Regions from separate parts of the Homo sapiens genome. Here region 2 is linked to region 1. The links are chromatin loops, found by intact Hi-C in ENCODE. Cell type or tissue: Caco-2. All regions are shown on one strand. Each heading gives the region's core, and the rest is flanking DNA. Links, peaks and the distances in the headings are about the cores only.

Region 1 (5,385 bases), core at 205-5,204:
CACCTCCACTATACAGATGATGAAACTGAGGAAAGGAATCTTAAGCTATGTAGGGGTGGTTCATGGGTGGGGACATATGGCCCCTGGATCTGCCTCAACCTTTGTAGGGAAAGGAAATTCATGGTCTTACGATTGCCGCAAAAATACCATTGACAGTAGACAGTCTCAGAGATTTTACAGATAAAGCTGAAGCTGTCCTCACAGGGTTAACAAGAATTCTGGATTAAGCATTAATCAGGCTGTACTTTGGCCCACTTCCTTGTCACCAAAAGTCCTGTAGTAGCACTAGATCCTGGCCATGTGCATCCCCATTGTTCCTATAGATAGGATTTCTGACATTAGAATCATAAAGCTTTTGTTAGAATTGCTTAAGGTGTTTTCCCCCAAATTCCAGTGAAACAGCTGACAGCCAACCCACCCAGACAAATGGGATCAGCATGAGAATACAGTTTCTTCATCACCCTGTCCCATGACTTCACCCTGTACTCTTCGACCAATCAACTATCACCACACTTAGGCTTACTCCAAACCCTTTAAAATGCCTAGCCCCAAACTCCTCAGGGAGACAGATTTGAGGTTTCCTTCCATCTCCTCGTTCAGCGGCCCTCCCATTAAACCTCTTGCTCTGCGGCAACCCCGTGTCTCAGCTATTGACTTGCGGCACGTTGGGCAGCAGACCTATTATGGTTACAAGGCCTTGACTAACTTTTCTATTCTTTATTACAATCTTCCTTAGAACCAGAACAAAACCCCCTTTTAATCCCAATTGACAATACATACAATTTTACATATACAAAATTGGGTTGTCTCACATTTTGATTCAGCCCTTATCTTTGTCTAATGGCAACATGGATGTTGCCACAGAGAGGCATATTATGTCACCTTTAAAAGCACAGGTTTGGGCCAGGCGCGGTGGCTCACGCCTGTAATCCTAGCACTTTGGGAGGGTGAGGTGGGTGGATTGCCTGAGCTCAGGAGTTCGAGACCAGCCTGGGCAACACGGTGAAACCTTGTCTCTACTAAAATACAAAAAACTAGCTGGGCATGGTGGTGCACGCTTGTAATCCCAGCTACTCGGGAGGCTGAGACAGGAGAATCGCTTGAAGCTGGGAGGCAGAGGTTATAGTGAGCTGAGATCACACCACTGCACTCCAGCCTGGGTGACAGAGCGAGACTCCATCTCAAAAAAAAAAGCACCGGTTTGTTGTTCAGTCTGGGTTCAGTTGAGATTCTGCCACTGTCTGGTTGTGTGATTCTGGATGAGTTATTTAGCTGTTTGAGCCTCCATTTTCCCATGTGTGAAATGGGGACAATCATACCTATAGCTCATGGCGTCACGGTAGACTTCAGTGAGATGATTCACGTGCAGTACTTAGAACAAGGCTGACTGCATTTGGTGCTTAACACATAGCAGTACTGAAAATGTTAAGCTATAGTCATACCTATAAAAATACTAAAAACAACAACAAAATACCAAAACCCATAACTTGTTGGCTCCCAGAAATTAATTACTGAATACAATTTCTACGTTAATATTTGGCAAATTATTTTGAAGTAATGTCTTTGCAGATTTTTTCTCTATATATTTTCTTCCTATAAACTTTTTTTTTTTTTTTTTTTTTTTTTTTTTTTTGAGACAGAGTTGCACTTTGTTTCCCAGAACAGAACATTCAAGGAAATTCTTTTGTTATCTAGTTTGGGTTTCTGTCATTTGCAGCCAACCAACAAAACCAACAAAAAGAACTCATGACTAATGCAGTTATTTGCAGAAAAGTAGCTATAGGAGGAGTTATATATATATATATATTATGATATATATATATTACATATCATTTTATATATATGTGTATATATATATGTAGGCTGGAGTGCACCAGCACGATCTCAGCTCACTGCAACCTCTGCCTCCTGGGTTCAAGCAATTCTCCTGCCTCAGCCTCCCAAGTAGCTGGGATTACAGGCGAGCACCACCAGCCCTGGCTAATTTTTTTATTTTTAGTAGAGACAGGGTTTCGCCATTTTGGCCCGGCTGGTCTTGAACTCCTGACCTCAAGTGATCCGCCTGCCTCGGCCTCCCAAAGTGCTGGGATTACAGGCATGAGCCACGGCACCCAGCCCCTGTAAATTTTAATTTAAAAACCACAACAGTCCTTGATGGTTTGTCACCCGGCTTATGGCTGATGCCATGAAAACCTTGGACCTTAGATCTTGTGTCTTCAGAAATTGGTAATTTAAAGCTTTTGTTTCCTTTCTAAGCATCAACATCTAAGACAGAGAGAGCAGCACGTCGGCTGATGAGTAGAGGCTATGGACCTTCTGTGGCCTGTGAACTCTTCCTGATTTATGTAAATTCTGAGGTTTACCTTTCTCCATAGCTTTAGGAATATTTTGGAGAATGGAAAAGAATGAGTTGGACCTAGAAATGGATTTTTTTGTGTGGGATTTTAAGTTGGTAACTTATGTCAAGAGAAATTGCATTGTTGTGCTTTCAAAGTAGCCAGATTCTGACTAAACAAGTATTCTAATTAGCCTGTTCCTCAAAGGCCTCACTCATTTTAGTTTGGAATGTGTAGTTTTGATTAGGGAGATAAGTAAAATTCTTTGTCTGCCTTTTGGTCTCTAGGTCATATTTTCCCTTAGTTCTGTATTAACTATTCCAAAATGCTTAAAGGCAGTAAATACAGAAGTCTCCTAGGAACAAGGCTCAGAGGGCAGCACAGGTGAGGAGGAAGAGTTGCAGGTCAGTGGTGTTGACTGGATTTGCAAGTGGGCTTATATTATAAGTGCGTGGTCCACACTCATGTGTATGCTCTATGTGCTTTCAAAAATATTGGCCCGGGCTGGGCGCGGTGACTCACGCCTGTAATCCCAGCACTTTGGGAGGTCAAGGTGGGCAGATCACCTGAGGTGGGGAGTTCGAGACCAGCCTGACCAACATGGCAAAACCCTGTCTCCAGTAAAAATACAGAATTAGCTGGGCGTGGTGGCGCGTGCCTGTAATTCCAGCTACGTGGGAGGCTGAGGCAGGAGAATCGCTTGAACCCAGGAGGCAGAGGTTGCAGTGAGCCAAGATCGTGCCATTGCACTCCAGCCTGGGCAACAAGAATGAATCTCCATCTCAAAAAAAAAAAAAAAAAAAAAAAAAAAAATATATATATATATATATATATATATATGCCCAGTTTTGTCTATTTACAGAGAGCTTTTATATATACTAGTTCATTTGATCTTCTAAACCAGTGGTTTCCAAAGTAGGTTTCACATACCCCAGGGGAGTGAAAAAAATATTAATGCTCTGATATGTTGTTACTTCATCTTAGTATTGCTAAATACTGTAAACCATATAACATATTAGAAGACAGTATGGTTGTAAAAGTGCTTATATTAAGGGTGTGTGCAGTACTTTTTACTGATAACTGGTGCAAGATAAAAAAAAGGTGTGGCAATCCCTGCTGGAGTCTTATGTGTTTCTCCAAGTGCGGAGAATTACTTACAAAAACGATGTAGATGCCAGGACCCCACTCAAGACCTCCTAAGTCTGAATTCCTAGAGGTAGGTCCAGAAATCTGCCTTTTAAACAAGCACACCACATGCCTCAGGGGCACACTGAAGTTTGAGAATGTGCGCTTTCAATTCTTAGAAATAGGAATGATCCCCATTTCACAGATGAGAAAAGTGAGGCTCAGAAACGTTAAGGAACTTAAAGTCAAAAGGTCACACAGCGAGCAAGAGGCACAGCCGGATTTCACCCCAGGTTTATTAGGATTAAAGAGGCACATGTATGGGAAGTACCAGGCACGTGTCACATGGGCAGGGCCTCTGAACACCTGGAGGTCATGACGCATGGCTGCAGGTGTTACTGAAGGGTCAACCCTGGGCGCACCTTTTTTCCCCCATCACTAGGAGCCAAGAGAACGGTGAGATCTGGATGTCATTACACGAATATACACCCTTTTTTTCCTTCTCTTCCAGGATTTTAAAGATTGAGTTCAAAATCACTAAAAAACGAGGTCGGCCAAGCTCCCCATTGCTTGGCCCCAAACATTGGTTTTCTTAAAGTTTTTGTCTCAATTTGGGATTACCGTCCTTAGGGTAACGTGGACTCATTCTAGAGACCAAACCTTCAGCAGCTGCCCAAATTCTACTCTGTCCACTTTTCCACAGACCACCACAAGCCTCATTATTCAAATAGAGCAGGGTAGTCTGAGAGTGAAGGGCCTGAATAATAAATACAATTCCTAAACTCTCAAATTCCTATGGATTTGTGCTCCCACATCCTTTATTACACCATGTATACCTTTATTACACCATGTCACAATCCAGCACAATCCTGGCTACCTGCATGATATCTCCCCAACCAGACCGGGAAAAGATCACTAACTCCAGACTTCTTTTATGTATTCTTTCAATCAACAAATATGTATTGAGTTCCCCCCTTGTGCCGTACACTAACTTAGATCTCAGGCCAAACGCATTTTTTTAGTACAGATATTTCAGTTGAAAAAAATTGCTAATAGTTGACTCCAAGTGACTAAATGTGCAGGTAAGCATCATCTACGATCAACACATTGACTTGCATAAAATGTTTCTTAAAGTGGCTGGGAGTGCTTCAGAAGTTAGCAGACCACTTAGGTGTGGTTTGTATAACCTGATACATATGAGAAACTTACAAATTTAGTAAATCTATAAATGAATGACTTATTGTTCTATTAGTTAACAGGGAAAGGATTTACCATGAAAAACAGATGTCAGCTTGTCTGTGTTTGTCACCAACTCCAAAATAGAGGATTTAAAAATGCATGAGGTTTAATCTAGAGAAAAAAAATGAAACAAGACCAGAAAGCAATTAATTTCTACGTTTTCGTCATAAAGCCTGGTTGTGTGAAAAGCAGTGCCCTTGATGAAGAGTTAAGTCCAAGTCCAGGAAAGGAGGCTATATCCTGTGCTGCAGTAGTGACTGTGCTCTATCTGCTGCATGGTTGCACACAGACGACCAAACCAGGGAAGTCAGGAGATCTTTGCACTTGCACTTGCATCTGGTGTCTCATTCATTCTTTCTAAGGCCTCCTGCTTGGAGGTACGGATGGGAGAGGTAGGAAGAGAAGAGAATCAGAGAGACAGAGCGGGGCAGAGGGAGGAAAATGACGAATGGCCAGCACTTACTGAGCATGGACAGATGGGCATGTGCTATGTAAGAAACCTAAAATTCTCTTCGTTTTTTTGGGTATCTGGTTTTTCCAGTTATAACTATTCACTACATCTGCTTTGGCAATGAGGGGAAAAAATTTAATTTCATATTTATATGATAGTTCATTTTCCCCCAGTAAAAAGTTAAATCTAACTTCTTAGCTCAAGAAACCTATATGTAATATATACATAAAATAA
Region 2 (5,385 bases), core at 178-5,177, 55 kb after region 1:
AACAAGAGCAAAACTCCATCTCAAAAAAAACAAAAAAACAAAAAACAGAAAAAAAAACAAAAAAGAACCAAGCAACCAACAAAAAGCACTTGGAGGAAACAAAGAATAGAAAAAAGAAAATCCAAAACAACAAACAAACAAAAAACCAACCCCCAACCCAAACCCCAAGCCACTGACAATAACATCCTCATCATGTTACTTGTTCCCCCAAACTGAAAGCTATGTTTTTTTTTAATCAGAGAACAAAAAAAACAGCTCCTTGAAATTAAAACAAAAGAGCAAAAATAACTATTTCAACAGAGAATCTAGAAGAAAAAGGTGAAGAAATCTCACATAAATTAGCAAAAGAGATAAAGTCATTTAAAATTGAATAAAAAAGATAAAAAAAAATTAGAAGACCAATCCAGGACATCCAGTATCCAAATAATAGGAGTTGCAGGAAGAGAGAATAAACAAAAGAAGGGAAGGAATTCGTCACAAAATAATTTGAGAAAATTTTACGTAATTGAAGGACATGAGTTTCTGGATTGAAAGGACTCACCAACTGCCCAGTGAAATGGTTAAAAATAGAATCAAAATCAACATACATCACTGAGATATTTCAGAAGTAGGATAAAAGTAAAGATCCAGTAGCCTCCCAGGGAAACATAAAACAAAAAAAACTCAATGATATACAAAGAGCTGGGCATCAGCATGATTTTGGACTTCTTAAACATATATACACACAAATAATTCTAAATCTGGCCAAACTACCAATTAAGTGAGAGGGTAGGATAAAGACATTTTCAGATATGAAAGGTCTCAAAACGTTTATCATCCATATATCTTTTCTCAGGCTATCAGAAGTTACTAGAAGATGTAAAAAACAAGTGAGGGAGTAAACCAAGAGGGAATGACAAGGGATAGATAAAATAGGGCATTAAACACAGAAGAGAGGCAAAAGTATTACCAAGGATGATGGTGATGGGAGATCCCAGAATGCCTCCAGTGTATACAAGAGAGGGCACAGCTTGTTCAGATTGGAGAAGCTAAGAAGGCTCTAGCAGCCTTCTTTTTTTTTTTTGAGACGGAGTCTTGCTCTGTCGCCCAGGCTGGAGTGCAGTGGCGCTATCTCGGCTCACTGCAAGCTCTGCCTCCTGGGTTCACGCCATTCTCCTGCCTCAGCCTCCCGAGTAGCTGGGACTACAGGCGCCCGCCACCACGCCCGGCTAATTTTTTGTATTTTTTTTTTCAGTAGAGATGGGTTTCACCGTGGTCTCAATCTCCTGACCTCGTGATCCGCCTGCCTCGGCCTCCCAAAGTGCTGGGATTATAGGTGTGAGCCACCGCGCCCAGCCAGGCAGCCTTCTTTCAAGAGATGAAATGAACAGAATAACTAAAGTGTCCCAAAGATAAAGATTTATACAACATGGAAATAATTTGAGGTTGAATCAGTGGTAGGTATACAGAACATTCAATAAATGAGAAACAAGCCCTTTGCTACCTGCAGAAAAACACTGTACAGAAAAGGAAATATAATGGTAATCCACTCCCTGGTTTAGCTTTCAAAAGTATTTACACAGTTATAAAATTCCTCTAACCCAAATTAAAGGCAGGGGGTTCAGTGGAGAATGGTGGCATTCCTTATGTATGGTAGGGCTGGAGGTGGTAGCTTCTTCCACTGTGGAAGATGATGCCTATTATGGAAAAAAACCCACCAAAGAAATAGTAATAGAAGTATGCATTTAGAGAGAAAGAGGCAAATACCAAAACAATCACTTAAAAGAGCGATTTCGTTTGAGAAAAGAAAAATGTGCTTACAGGTGAGCAGACTGGGCTTGACCTGGAGATTTGGGGACCAGTCTAGTCATAAGAGAAAGTCATGAGAAAGAGTGAATTAGATGATAGCAAGCAGTAGGAATCTGGCTTCTGAATGAGCCAGTTCACATCCATTTATTTAACTTGCATTAATTATTAAACATCTAGTGCTGCGGGCCAGACCATATGCTAGTAGGGATCACAGCCCAGATGAATAAGACATCAAGCTTATAATTTAGTGGGGTGGGTGCACCTAAGCAATTAGATGCAATGATATAATAGAGATTATAGGCAAAACACTATGAAAATGGAGTTGGGGTGGTGTCCTACAACCAATCTTTCTGAATATTCTGGAGCTGCACAGTCAAAATGGTAAATACTAACGACATATGGCTACCTAAATTACTTAAAATTAAATACATTAAAATTTCAGCTCCTTGGTTACACTAATGAGCCATACTTCAAGTGCTCAAAAGCCACATGTGGCTAGTGGCTACTGTATTGTACAGTATGGACATAGAACATGTTCCTCATTACAGAAAGTTCTATTGGATAGTGCTGATCTACACGTTCTTAAATGGCGTTTTTTACAGCATATTCAAGTACAACATTAAACACCCGAAGGACAACATTCCGTGGTCTGTTAGCAAATAGATTCTTGCTTGATATTTATCCGTGCAATTTATCTGTACATGGAATGGAATTTTTACTTTGTAGAATGTTATTTTTCAAGTGGAGCCACCCCTGAACTAGGAGGGGGTATTTCTTCTCCTGATACGGTTTGAGCACCCACAGGTGTTGGGGACAAATGCTGCTGGTGACCAAAAGTCGGTGAGTCTTTGGGAAGACACTTTTGCATAGTGGTGCAGGGTAAATGCACCTGGTGGTAATAATTTAAGTATGCCCTTAGAATGACCCTGAATGACAGATGCACCTGAATGTGTGTTCTGAGCTAGGGAATCCAGGAGTGACCACCTCAGAGATTCCTTCCTTATCTATGATAAACATCTGAGACCCGGCCTGTCCAATGGAAGATGCGCTGTACAGGGGATTGAGACCTGAGTTTTGGGTTAAATGAAGGTTGCCAGGTGGAGGTTATTAAGGGGAGGGTAAGTGAAAATGCTGTATAGAGTGCATGCTGTTTGCAAGTTGCCTAGTCCGCTACCACTGGGCAATGTGGTTATATTGTCCAGCCTGCCGCCACTGGACTCTCTCCTCTGTATGTAGGCCCCAAATAAGCCCCATGTCTCATTTCCTGGCTCTAGATGTCTTTTTCGGCCTCTTGAACTTGGTGCCTTCCCTATTGAGGTTAATAGGAGTTCAGCACAAGTGGAAAAGAGGGGTGAGCTCTAGAGCCAGAAACTCCTGAATTTGAATCGGCTCCACTACTTATAAGCTGTGTGGCCTCAAGAAAAATCTCAAAACCTCTCTGTTCCTTCGTTCCTTCACATGAGGTGTACACATAATGCATGAACCAGGAAAAGCTGGTGGCAGAAGCACAAAAATGGCAGCGGCCATGTGGCTAATTGTTATTAATGTGCAGCATTTGATGAGTAGGCTGGTAGAGGGAGGCCCCTAAGAGGGGCTGGTAGAGGGCGGAGAGGGCAGACTCTCCTCCTCGCTCATTTCTGCTCATCACCACCCTGTTAAAGGGTCTATCATTGTCCCAAGACTTAAGTACCTCTAATAGGAAGACTTTTTGTGCAAAGGGAAAGAGAAGAAGGGAAAAGGGCACCAGCATTTACTGAAAGCCTGGACATGCCAGACCCACTTGTGGGTGCTTTATATCGTTCTATAAGTCCTCCCAACAAGGTTGGGGGTGGGGAGTTAAAGCATGGGAGGAAGGGAAGGTTTGTGGGTGGTGGAAAAGGAAGCATGATGGGAGATAAATCCACTAGGATGGGCTGGGGTTAGGTGGGGAGAGGCCGTGAATACCATGCCAAATGCCTGACTCTGCGAGATTTCAGTTCATAATAATAACTGGTGGGAACATGCTGGACTCACTGGTGGGGAAAAATAGAGCTAGTCAAGGTGAACTCAGCCAGCCTGGGACTTCTCTGCAGACAGGTGTTTTTTACTTCAGAGTTTACACCACAGAGTGGACGGGCTGTTTGTGTTACCTTCTTTAACTTCCATGAAAGGAAAAAAAAAAAAGGGGTTTTTTTCCAAGTGGAGTTAAATTCTAAATATAATAAGCCTGAGTTGGCTCTAACACTGGTTGCAAGAATTAACTTTTCCTTGTAATCTGTAAATGCAGTCAGGTTTGTTTCCCATTTCTCTTTGATGGGTTCCCCCCAACTCCCACCCCCACCTCTACATGGGGCCAATATCTGAATAGAAAGCAAAGAGCTCAAGCTGGGCTCCTTTTTCTGAACAAGCTTTGCAAGCTTTGCAACATCTTCCTTGGATACGATTCAGCTGGGGGCCTTCCCTGTATCCCAAGAGGAATTCCTGTGTCCTCACACAGGGGCTCTTTGTTGTCAGAGGTTATGAGAAGTTAACCACTACTTTGCACAAGGAAATATCTTTTCATTGTGTGAAGTAATGATCAAAGAGGAATGTAATTTAAACCAAAGAAACAAAACCGTGATTTATATCTAGAATCTCCACAGAAAAAAGAAAAATCCTAGTTACTTCACTAAAGCACAATCATATTCGGGATAGAATGTAAGATTCACTCATTTATCGATTAACGTTAAAGCTTAGTCCTTAGTTTATGCCAAATTCTAAGTAGTTTTTAAAGTACAAAAACTTTCTTTTTGCACTCGCTCTGCTCAGATCTGGTCTTTTCCAAATGCTTAAAGACCTTTGTTCATTAAAAATGTTATATATGTTTGCATATACATAATGTGATTTATACACTCTACATTAAAACATATATAATTATGCACGCATGCACAAATACATATAAGTGCACAAAACTTGGAAAAAGAGAGGAAAAAAGGTCAACCATAATCAGTGCAGCTGAACCGTGTGTTATGTATGCAAATTTTTTCAAGGGTTTATGTCCATCTGCATACAAATTCTATACAATACACATACAACTTCGTGTCCCACTTCTTTTTCTTGTGTGGTTTTTAATTTTTATTTTTTTCACATTTAGTAACAGTAAGGTGTAGTATCTTATAAAATATTTAGAAGAGAGGCTTTTGAATGTTCTTATGATAAAGAAATGATAAATGCGTGCTGTTGCATATGCTAAATACCCTGTTTTGATCATTTTACAACATGTCCCATTTTTTTCACTTAGCATCACGTCTCTGGCCTTTTCCATGAAAATACACAATGTTCATAATAATTGTTTTAAATTCTTGCAAATTATTCCAAGAGTGATTGTCATGCCAATTCCCCATTAATTCCAGTGAGGATGGCAGCAGGTCCGAGAGGCTGAAGAAGAGACCTGGAGCCAGTGAATGCGACACAGGGTTTATGTTTATTCTTATTTTGAGACGGAGTCTTGCTCTGTCGCCCAGGCTGGAGTGCAGTGGCATAATCTCAGCTCAATGCAACCTCTGCCTCCCAGGTTCAAGCCATTCTCCTGCCTCAGCCTCTGGAGTAGCTGGGATTACAGGTGTGCGCCACATCTGG

The links. Peaks named below come from ENCODE experiments on the same cell type or tissue, not always from the same donor. Only the 100,000 strongest peaks of a DNase experiment are listed, where the experiment ranks them.
Region 2: it touches region 1 in a loop (6-fold over the local background); 1 of 110 quality-filtered maps calls a loop at or near these places.

The regions. Positions count from the first base shown.
Region 1 is chr4:37,594,501-37,599,885 of GRCh38, reverse strand. It overlaps a transcript of RELL1 not described here. Among named protein-coding and RNA genes, the nearest start is that of RELL1, 89 kb to the left of the region's middle. In Caco-2, for the core only: no CTCF peak of the experiment used is centred there; DNase peaks (open chromatin) are centred at 365 and 2,755.
Region 2 is chr4:37,539,512-37,544,896 of GRCh38, reverse strand. The region is part of intron 1 of PGCKA1 (PDCD10 and GCKIII kinases associated 1); the gene reads right to left. Among named protein-coding and RNA genes, the nearest start is that of PGCKA1, 88 kb to the right of the region's middle. RefSeq lists an enhancer at 4,972-5,385. In Caco-2, for the core only: no CTCF peak of the experiment used is centred there; a DNase peak (open chromatin) is centred at 2,756.